Regions from separate parts of the Mus musculus genome. Here regions 2 and 3 are each linked to region 1. Evidence: chromatin contacts called from ENCODE Hi-C or POLR2A ChIA-PET data. All regions are on one chromosome and are shown on one strand. Each heading gives the region's core, a stretch centred on a gene start or an enhancer-like site at or near the end of the contact. The rest is flanking DNA. Distances are from core to core; before and after follow the strand shown. Region 1 holds the start of 2410006H16Rik (RIKEN cDNA 2410006H16 gene). Region 2 holds the start of Tvp23b (trans-golgi network vesicle protein 23B). Region 3 holds the start of Adora2b (adenosine A2b receptor).

What was found. A loop is a pair of places that touch in the nucleus more often than their neighbours do. ChIA-PET counts read pairs that join two places held with the same protein, here RNA polymerase II (POLR2A).
Region 2: a loop to region 1 is called in a map of heart, with 2.8 times the contacts of the local background. The contact joins the promoter of Tvp23b here to the promoter of 2410006H16Rik in region 1. A Hi-C loop is called at or near these places in 1 of 37 maps with a recorded cell type or tissue (heart). POLR2A ChIA-PET finds 5 or more read pairs at or near these places in 3 of 5 experiments (Patski and embryonic stem cell).
Region 3: POLR2A ChIA-PET joins it to region 1 with 22 read pairs in embryonic stem cell. The contact joins the promoter of Adora2b here to the promoter of 2410006H16Rik in region 1. POLR2A ChIA-PET finds 5 or more read pairs at or near these places in 3 of 5 experiments (Patski and embryonic stem cell).

The regions. Positions count from the first base shown.
Region 1 is chr11:62,601,177-62,604,779 of GRCm38, forward strand. It overlaps 2410006H16Rik (RIKEN cDNA 2410006H16 gene), which reads left to right and starts at 1,701. Exons shown (of 5, transcript NR_030738.1): 1 at 1,701-1,847; 2 at 2,059-2,106; 3 at 2,421-2,470; 4 at 3,227-3,290; 5 at 3,479-3,603. Snord49b (small nucleolar RNA, C/D box 49B) reads left to right here and starts at 1,910; the gene lies at 1,910-1,972. Snord49a (small nucleolar RNA, C/D box 49A) reads left to right here and starts at 2,284; the gene lies at 2,284-2,345. It overlaps Snord65 (small nucleolar RNA, C/D box 65), which reads left to right and starts at 3,354; the gene lies at 3,354-3,410.
Region 2 is chr11:62,877,193-62,880,895 of GRCm38, forward strand. It overlaps Tvp23b (trans-golgi network vesicle protein 23B), which reads left to right and starts at 2,263. Exons shown (of 7, transcript NM_026210.5): 1 at 2,263-2,403. The coding sequence starts at 2,392. It overlaps Fbxw10 (F-box and WD-40 domain protein 10), which reads left to right. Exons shown (of 13, transcript NM_001033669.2): 13 at 1-270. The coding sequence ends at 225.
Region 3 is chr11:62,247,595-62,250,897 of GRCm38, forward strand. It overlaps Adora2b (adenosine A2b receptor), which reads left to right and starts at 1,390. Exons shown (of 2, transcript NM_007413.4): 1 at 1,390-1,842. The coding sequence starts at 1,508.

The sequences.
Region 1 (3,603 bases), core at 451-2,950:
TGACTATGAAAACCTTATATTACTATTCTTGACAGGCCACTAATTTCCACACATTCAAAAGCTAAAAACATCATTGGGCAGCACCTGAAACCTACAACAGAGTCCTCATCTTTACTGTAACTTGCCAATTGAGGTCCCCACCAAATGACTTTCCTTGTTCTGTAACAAGTTAGGCAATGGTGGTGGCACATGCCTGTAATCCCAGCACTCGAGAGGCAGAGGCAGGCAGATCTCCAGGTTCAAGATCAGCCTAGTCTACAGAGCAAGTTCCAGGACCGCCAGTGCTACACAGAAAACAGCACCTGTCTCGAAAACGGCACCAAACCAAAACCAACCAACCAACCAAGCAAACAAAAACCCAAGACACTTCCAATATAGAACATGGTATTTGGGGACCCATGAATCTTGTGTTCCTGGCCATGGTCAAGCATATTTGGCTCCAAGGGAAATTATCTTATTCCCTTTAAGAATGTTTTGGCCTGGACTTCCCTCCCTCCATCAAAATTCTGTTTATTCCTCAGACCACCAAGATTGCAGTCTCATGACCACCTGTCTAGTTCTGTCAAAATGAGTTGCCTCCTCAGCCTATTTGCATAAGAAGTGCATGCAAGCACTTATGTGTGTGTTGCTGGGTAGAACCCAGCATATCATATATACTAGCTCAACAGATTTTGCACTGAGGTGTTTTGAGACAGGATTTCATTCCGTAGGCCAGGCTGGTCTTGAACTCACAAGAACCCTACTCTAGTCTTCAGGTTCACATATCCCAGGCTGACCTCATAGCTGAAGATGACCTTGAACTTCTGATTCTGCTGCCTCCACATACCCAGAGCTTGGGAGTTTGTCACAATGTCCAGTTTATGAGGTGCTGGGGATGGAGCTCAGAACTTCATGTTTGCTAGGGAAACACTGCATCCCCAACCCTTGAGAAAATCAAACATACTCATATACTGAAGGCATAGCATTAGCAGTTTTCTATTACCTATGCCCGATGCAAGTCTCTCCAGTCAGAAGTGGAAAGAGCAGGGGGCAATGGAAATGGATCAAGAGCTCTTCTTGATTCTACAGTTCTCTAAGGAATGTGATGAGGGCCGTCTGCATAGGGCCTTGAGAGACTCCGTGGATATGTTGTAAAAATAATGGGGTGCAGAACGGCCCCAATCATTACACTTTTGTAACAGCGTTTGTCTTTGAACGCGGTTTCGTGTGTGTTAGCGTAGATGAGCCAGGCTCTCCACCACCCAGTTAGATTATATAGGCCCGCTTTTTTTTTTTTTTTTTTAAATTTAAAATAGAGACAGGGGCTCATTAAATTGCCCAGGCTGGACTCGAATTCTTGCGTCGGGTTCCTAATCGATTACGATTACAGGCCTGCACTGTCAGGTCTGACTACACATTTCACACACTACACACGTTCACAAAGGACTAATAAGTCAGGGAAGACAACGAGGACGGAAAACCGCGGAAAGGATGTCGAGTCCGCGCTTAACCCAACACGCAGGCGCGCTGGAGCTCGCGCGCTCTTCGCTACCCAGAATCCCCCGGGGCGGGGGAGACCACTCGCTCAACAGAACGGGGGAGGCCTGGGTCGCGAGGCGGGCCGCTGGAAGTTCCCGTGAGCCTTTGCCGCCCTCACCTCCCTGGGGTGAGGAGTGGTCTATTCCTAGCCCTTAAGAGGAGGGCGCTCACGCGCCGTCTTTCTCTGCGGCCATCATGGGATCGTGCTCTTCTCGCTCGTTGAGCTGGTCCCTTCGCCGTGGCCTGCTGGTGACGGTCTGGAGCGATGCTGAGCCCGGGCCCAGCCTCTCAGCTCCGCCTTGTGCGCTGCACAGATCTAGGGGAGCCTGGTAAGTCGAGGTCTGCATCGCGGGGCGCCGCGCGTGGGCGGGGTGTCGGCTGCAATGATGATGAAACTAGAAAAAAAAGGAAGTGCCGTCCGATGCGACAACTGACGACATCCCTAGTTAGCTGACTGCAGTCGTTTAAGCCTCGGCGACCCAGTGCTGAACACAAGTGTTCTAATTGCCCCTCATGACTCTTACTCTTCTAACCTTTCAGACGGGACGTTGACAACGTGGAATAGGAGCAGTATCATCCCACCATGAGGTAAGGGTTTCTGGAGTATCAGGTGGGGTTCATAGACAAGAGGCTGTGTAGCTTTCGCTCCAGGGACTCCCAACATACCCTGGCCCATGTGGGCACATACATAAATTTAAGACGTGTCTCCATTTAGTGGCTGGAACTACTAGTTGGAGGACAGCAGAAAGCTTGACTGCTGTGATGAGATGACTAAGTAGGAAGTGCCGTCAGAGTCGATAACTGACGATAACTGCTCCTGGCTGACTGCAGTCAAGCCCACACCGGTGGCTGGGGTTTAGGTTTAACTTGGGCTGGACTTTTAACAACTGCTGTACTTCTAGGTTGGGGATTTAAGAGTGGAAGATTGCCAACAGCTGTGGCCTCCCATGAGGTAAGCTTTCAGCTTGGGATTTTAGACCGTTTTGATTTGAGCTAGAGTGTTCATGTATGAGCATCAGTTTTGCCTGTACTCAATACTGGTTGTAGCTGATGGGGGTGGTTAAGTAAGGCAACAGTGCACAGCTCTTACTGTAGAGCCATTTTTTTTTTAAGATTTATCATATCTAAGTACGCTGTAGCTGTTTTCAGATGCACCAGAAGAGGGCATCAGATCTCATTACGGATGGTTGTGAGCCACCATGTGGTTGCTGGGATTTGAACTCCGGACCTTCCGAAGAGCAGTCGGTGCTCTTAACCACAGAGCCATCTCCAGCCCCCTATAGAGCCATTTTTGTGTGTGTTTGCTGTCTTGATGCTAGAAAAAAATGGCACCGGACTTAGGTGGTTGTGAGCCACAATTAGTGCTGGCAGTCAAACCTGGTCTTCTAAGAACTTAGACCTTCTAGTCCATTAACTTGGGTCTTAAAATTTTCAGTTAATGTGGTCTTACAATTGAACCCAGTTGGGCTGGTTTGGCTAGTTGTAAATGTATTTTAGTAATTTGAAAAATACTTCCCTTTTAGGTCTAGGATGTGTTAAGAACTGTAGCTTTCTTGAGAAGAGGCAGGCAGAGTTCAGGCCAGCCTCGTCTACAGTAGTGAGCCAGGGCTACAAAGAAATCCAAAAGAGAAAAGCCAGGGTGGGAGGGCAGCCATTGATTTTGCAAGGCTGTTATATATAATGTCCTGTTTTCTGCAATCCATTTTAGGGTGTCCCCTTTCAAGTTCTCAGAACGGACGCAGGACTGCAGATCTGTGCTGGCAGCAGCAGAGGTGAGTTGGTCTGTACAGTGACTATCTGTTATTACTCTGAGAGATATCAAATGATGATATCACCTAAAATAGCTGGAATTACCGGCAGATTGGTAGTGGTGAGCCTATGGTTTTCTGAAGATATCATTAAATGTTCTAAATGCCATTGATCCAGGCAGGAGTGATTCTGAAATTCAGCTCTTTTGCAGGCTATATTCCCAGAGGAGTCTCCAGCCGGCCTGAAAGCAAATATCCTAAGTGACATGTCTGCCAATTTTGTTCTGGGTGGGCACATTTGGTAATCCTGTCTGTACCACAGGATCTTCTATGCCTT
Region 2 (3,703 bases), core at 1,013-3,512, 280 kb after region 1:
CTGAGAATGAACACTGGGTTCATGCTGATGACTGTGAAGGAGGAAAAAGAATTTGCTGAAGCCAAGATGAAGGAATATGAAGCCAGTGTATCCACTAAAGAGGTCGACCCAGGAAAAGCCAGCAAAGCTGCGTGGATCCGTAAGATCAAAGGCCTCCCTATTGATAATTTCATGAAGGAAGGGAAAACAGCAGCCCCCGAACTTGGACAAAATGTGTTTATCTAAACCAGGCTTGAGAAATTACAGCAGCATTACAACAAACTGAAAACTAAGTGAGTGTTGGTTGTCCAGACCTTTCTTTTTTGACATTGCTTTGGCAATTCATATGAAGCTTTCTATGGCTCAAAGAATGAGTAGGGTTATATTAAGACACCAGGAGACAGGGAGAGAGTGCCAGCATTCCACTTAGTGAGGTGTAGGCAAGGTCACTGAGCAGTTAGACTCCATTCATCACTACCAACTTAGGGCTATCGTTGCTTCCAGAAACTTTTGAACAGTAGCCATCAGGATACTATATAAAAATCTCCTGGTATTTTTGCAAAGACTAAAACTCAGTTTTGGTAAAGGATATGGGGAGATCAAAAGGCAGACTTGTATTTAGAACACTGCATGTGATCTAACGGGTCAGAACACACTCCATCAGAAGAAAAGGAAAAAAAATGAAGAAAATACGCTTCATTTTCTACAAAGGAGGCTTTACTCTCAAGTATATTGAGACTCCTATTTAAATACTCAGGGGGTGCTGTCAGGGGCAAGGTAGGTAATTTTGTAAAGAGTAGTTTACAGGCTCACTGGTGGATATGCTCACAGAAGGGCTCAGGATCTGGACAAAGAGTACAGTCCCTACATAGAGGCTCAACACCCCAGGCAGACTTTCCCCGTCATTAAGTTCCAGTTCTTGAGGGTGAGGGGAGATAGGGGCAAGGCAGGAGGACAGAGCATCTAGTCAGTTGGTACTAGGAGGCAACACCCTGTTTCAAAAGCAAGCAAAGAACCCCCCCCCCAACACACACACACCAGTCCTCCAAAAAGGAAGACAAAAATCCTAACAAGTGGGAAATTCACTTTCTTGTCAAATGCTCTATATCTTAAAATATGGTAGTGAATTCAAATTGCATTCATATAAAAAGTGAGAACCAAAAAAATTTTTTTTCCACACAACCTCACAACACAGGGTGGGCCACCAAAATCTTTGTCCAAGCAGGTTAGGACATAGGTCATTTGTCCAGCTTCACACGAAGATGCGCAATTACCTTGCCTGCTTTCTCTTTTTTGGGAACTAGGTCCATGTTTCTTCATTATTGTAACACTGGGTTTGACATAGTCCTGGCAAAGAACCAGATAAAACCCCGGGTTCTGTGAAGAGTCCCTTCAGTTAAGAAAAGGTGAGAGGGACATTGCATGAGCCTCCAACAGTCTGACATAGTTGAGCAAACAGAATATCTCTATCATTACAGTTGCAAAGATGGCTTTAAACTCTCTGAATTTGTCTCGAAAAACCAAAAAAAAAAAAAAAAAAAATCTCTGAATTTTAGGTCTAGGCATGATCATGCCATCAGCAGGTGACTTAAAACAGTAATAAAAGCAAATTTGTGCCACTTTACTAAATGCTCTGTAAAGCCATCACCGTCCTTCCCACTTTACAGCCGAGGAAGGATGTACATAGAGATTGGTTATATAATTGGTACATGGAGGGCAGAGGCGCGATACTGGCCTCTCTTCTTGTTCTGAGGTTATGCCCCTTACAGCAGTACCCTCACTGCTTACGCTAGTCTTCTTGTCTCTTTCTTACTCGGTTTTTTTTTTTTTAATTTCTTTCCAAGGACACATTTATTTCTCAATTTTCTTTAACATTTAAATCGCTTAAGAAAGACTATACTAAAATACAATACATTTACAAGGTTAAATTATAAAGCTCCGCCTCTCTCAGGGCGTCCCTGCTGGTGGTAATGACTCACAGTTTGTACTTCTTTGGTAGCAAAAAACATTTTCCATTCATAACCCAAGAAACTTCGCTTTAGAACCCATTAAGTTAGCCAGTTTATTCCCAAGCGTTTTGCTTTTCCTTAGAAGTGCAGCCCTTGCCCCTGCTCACGCTTGCCCCGCCCACCTCCACCTCAGCCCCTACAGAGTCTCTGCGTCAAGGCCCCGCCCACACACCCCGCCTCCTACCGCCCGCGTCCGTCGCGTGGACCAGCTCTTTCCGCCCCGCCCACTATGGAGCCCCGCCCCAAGGTATGGACCCGCCTATCGCCTTCCGGTCTCTGGAGTTGCGCCCTCCCACCAAGTGGCTTCCTGGTGCGCTTGTGACGTCGGCTGTAGAGCTGGATCGCGTGGCAGCTTTGCTGTCGTGGCTCTCGGAAGTGGGGGGCGGGTTGGCGCAGGGTCGTCATGTTGTCGCAGGTGAGGGATGGCGGCCGAGCGCCGGTAGCCGGTGCTTGAGTTGGGGCTGGGGGTCTTGCCCAGTCGCCCGAGGCTGTTGGGTCCGTGTGCCCGCCCACTGCCTGAGCTGTAGGAACTGCAGGTGGGTGGGTAGGAGGGCCAGCCCCGGGCAAATTGTCGCTAGAGGGTTTGTGGACTGTGAGGGATAGGGTGCACCGGCGACCCCGGAGGCACAGAGGCCTCCTGTCAGCGGGTGTGGAGCACACTCGCTGCAGGATCTCTGGGTGTGAGGTCGGGGGTAACCCGTCTTCCCATAGCCTGCCCGGATGAGGGGAATGGCCTGTAGGGCCCTGATACACAAGTTCAGGGCGATCCTGTAGGGAGAGATTGCCAGAGCCTTGGGTTCCAGTGTTACTACGCTGTACACAGATAATCACGATGGTTATCGCCTTTGTACCCGTAGAGGTCGATGTAGCCAATTGTCCTTCGGCCAGAGATTAGTACATGTAATATATTTTCTTCCTTTAAAATTTTACTGTGAAGCTGGGCGTGGTGGCGCACGCCTTTAATCCCAGCACTCGGGAGGCAGAGGCAGGTGGATTTCTGAGTTCGAGACCAGCCTGATCTACAGAGTGAGTTCCAGGACAGCCAGGGCTATACAGAGATATACAGGCTATACAGAGAACCCTGTCTCGAAAAACCAAAAAAACAAAACAAAAAAACAAAAAAAATTTTTTTTTTACTGTGAACTCCCATGTAGATTGTGTCACACGGGTTTCATTGTCAGGTTGGGATGTTCAAGGAGATGGGATCTGCAAAGGGCAGGATGGCTGGGGGTGGGGGTTGGGATGGGGAGAGGTTAGGTTGGGGAACAACATATTTTCAGATCATAATAATAAAGACATAGTGACATACCAAGTGTCTCAGGATGGGCCAACTAGAATCTGTGATAAGAAAAGTCTACTTTGTGGAAATGTGGAGTAGAAAAAATTCATTGATGGTTTCAGCTCAGCTCTGAAGGTGCATTTAGATCCGCTTCTTCCTACTCCTAGGTCTGTGACCATAAGTCCTTCCACCTGTTGGGCATTTGACATTTTTTATAGTCATTACCTTCCTTCCCCCAGGCAACCTGTGCATTAAAATTTCTCTGCAGACTTAAACATCTGTTCCCTTGTGGTTTTTGTGTTTTTTGGTTGTTTTTTTTTTTTGTTGTTGTTGTTTTTTGTCTGATAATTTTCTTTCTTATTACCTAGAAGCAGCCCCTCCCCCTGGTATTTTCATACCAACCCCCTCCCTGCATCTTTGCTAATCACCCACAGGT
Region 3 (3,303 bases), core at 140-2,639, 350 kb before region 1:
CCAGAGCTATACAGAGAAACCCTGTCTAGAAAAAAACAAAAACAAAAACAAAAACAAAACAAAACACCCCCCAAAAAAAACACCAAAAATCCAAAAAAACAAAAAACAAAAAAACCAAACAAATAAACAAAAAAAAAAAAAAAAAAAAAAACCAAACCCTTAAAATACCCAGATAGAACATGTACTCTGTGTGCTTTGGTGATTTTGTCTATGCTATGAGTGGGCTCGTGGGGGATTTGCTGTTAATATTACAGCTAACCCTGAAATGTACTTTATATATATCATACAGCCATGCAGAAAGTGTAATTCAACGCACTTTTCCCCTCCCCCACGCCCATACTCATACTCAGAGAGAGCTAATCCAGCCACAACATTAAAAAAAAAAAAAAAAAAAATCAGCCCGGCGTGGTGGCGCACGCCTTTAATCCCACCACTTGGGAGACAGAAGCAGGCAGATTTCTGAGTTCGAGGCCAGCCTGGTCTACAAAGTGAGTTCCAGGACAGCCAAGGCTACACGGAGAAACCCTGTCTCGAAAAACCAAAAAAAAAACCCCAAGAAAAAACCCGTTATTCTTCAAAGAAGCTGTTTAGAGGTCACCCGTGTTTTAGTTCAGCTTAATCTTTTTTTTTTCAGTCATCTTTGTTGTGTTGACAAACTCCTTAACCATCCTGGCTGGTGACTACAGGTAGCAGCTTCCGCGGGGCAGAAGCTGTGTTCTAGAAGGATTAAGGACTCCAAACGCCAAGGAGCAGCCAGGGCTCGCTAGGAGAGAAGTGTGGAGTTGAAGGCGGTGGAGGGCGCTGGGGGCTTCTTACAGGTGGCAGGAAGGACAGATCACCCACAGGTGTGGGCGCTCAGCACCCTTCTTGGAGTGGATGAAGGCGGCAGTGTCTGGGAAGAGGCGGCGCCGCAAGTGAGCGGAAGCCGGTCTTGGATAAGTGGGCTGGAGAGCGCAGGGCTGAGCCGGCGAGCACCCTGGCGGGGCAGCGGAGACCACGGGATCGGGTGGATTAGGGGCCGCGCGGAGAATGCAGCACTGAGAGGAAGCCCGGGCCCGGACCTGGGGTGCAGCTCCGGTGCTGGGGAGTATGGACACCTTGCAGGGGCGTCAGTTCAGAGTGTGCAGATCGGGCGCGGGACAGGGTGAAGTCTGGGACTTCGCGCTCGGGCGGGAAGTGGTGAAGCTTCGAGGTGTCTTTCCTGAATGTGTCCCTCTCCCGCCCGAGGGAAATTCGGGAACCCATCCTTCCCCGAGCTCAGGAGCAGCTGGAGCAAGGACCCTAGGCAGGGGGCGGGGCCAAGACCGGCTCCTGGCAGCCGGCCAATGGGCGCCGCCCCCGTAAGGCCACGCCCCCGCCCCCGTCCGGAGCGCACTGGCTGGGCGGCGCAGACCCAGCTTGGGACGCGCGGTCTCAGCGCTGTGGCCATGCCTGGCGGCACCCTAGCAGCTGTCCTGAGCCCGACACTACCCCAGTAGAGGACTCCCCGGGCCCGGCTGGCCCGGCCATGCAGCTAGAGACGCAAGACGCGCTGTACGTGGCGCTGGAGCTGGTTATCGCTGCGCTGGCGGTGGCGGGCAACGTGCTGGTGTGCGCCGCGGTGGGAGCCTCGAGTGCATTACAGACCCCCACCAACTACTTTCTGGTATCCCTGGCGACGGCAGACGTGGCCGTGGGACTCTTCGCCATCCCCTTTGCCATCACCATCAGCTTGGGCTTCTGCACGGACTTCCACGGCTGCCTCTTCCTCGCCTGCTTCGTGCTGGTGCTCACACAGAGCTCCATCTTTAGCCTCTTGGCGGTGGCTGTCGACCGATATCTGGCCATTCGCGTCCCGCTCAGGTGAGACGAATCTTTCTTGCCTTGGCCGGGTTAAAGTTCTAAAGAGGGGCGCCCTCTCCAGGCCCACGGTTTTACTTTCTGGACTCCCAGATGGGCCAGATTAGGAGCACGCTGGGCACTGGAGTGGAGGACGCACTTTCTCCAGCACGCTTGTTCTGCCGGCTATCAAGACTCTCCTGGGTTGACAGAACAGGCCACTGACTGGGTCCCCTTTTGGAGTCAGGGATGCTCTAATTGCCCCTAGTTTAGGGAATCTGCATAAGAACACCCTTAGGGGCGTTGAGAAGTGCTCGTCCGACGAGTTACCTGCCAAGGAAGGGCTCAGGAAGCTCTAGATTCCTTAAGTTTTGTGGACGTTCCCGGCCCTCTGGAGAGACAGAGCTGCTGCCCGGAGTCGGGCATGCAGATCAAAGCTGCTGCCAGATGCAGTCCTGTGCGGAAAGGGCGCGGAGAAGCTTCAGCTAAGAACGAGGCAACTTTAGACGCTGGAATTGGTACTTTTAGAAGGGTCATAGGGTCTAACGACACAGCTTTAAAATGTGCCTACTTCGAAATGAGGCAGCCAGGCTCAACTCTGATGGGAAACTCTAGGAACATTGGTCCCTACTAGCTTCGCGGTGGCTCAAAGTATTCCCAGACATTTTAAAGAGCTACTGTGCTTACTGGTTCAGTGAACACTGACAAGACAGTCTTAGAGCCTCTAGCCCATTGTGTAACCTTATTTGTATACTGCTGCAGTGCCCAGGAGCCTGAAGAGGCCCAGAAAACTGGTGAGGGCTCCCTGTTCGCTGGCTCTCAGAGTATACCTAAATCACTTTCTCCTTATTCCATGATGGGAAAACAGGATCCAGGGCAGGGAGTCAGTCAGTTGGGGAAGTGGCTTCCACTTGTAGCTAATAAATTTAAAGTTGAGTTTGCTGCTCCTTGGTAGTGCCTGGGCCCTTTAGCATTTCTGAAGTGAGCTTTGGATCTCTTTAGAGTTGGAGCTGAGTTGAGGAAACTGAGTCACAAGAGTAGGAAGAGAAAGGCAAGAACTCCGTGGGCTCTGACCGTGTGCCTGGCAACTCTAATTAAATGTACATTCTTTAAACCTCGAAGCGTCCAGAGGACAGACACTGTCACCTGCATACTGTAGATGAGGTTGTGGTTCCGGATGCTGTGTCCGGCAGAGTGGCACTGTGTCCTCAGCCGTCCACCTGTCGTCTCACAGGGCTGTGTGTGAGATACCAGTGTTTGAGAGATGTGAAAAGGGATCCCCTTGCTGTTTCTAGAAGAGGATCCTGATGGTAGTAAGCTGGCGTTTATAGGAGAAATGTGTCTAGGGAATTGATTGGCAAAAAGCTCCTACAAGCTCTTGTAATAGGCAGGTGTGAAGAGCCTGGTCCCTGTGGCTTGTGGCTTGAGTCCCAGATGGTACAGGAAGCCCCTGCTTGTGTGTGGGTGGGTTGCTCCACATCCCCT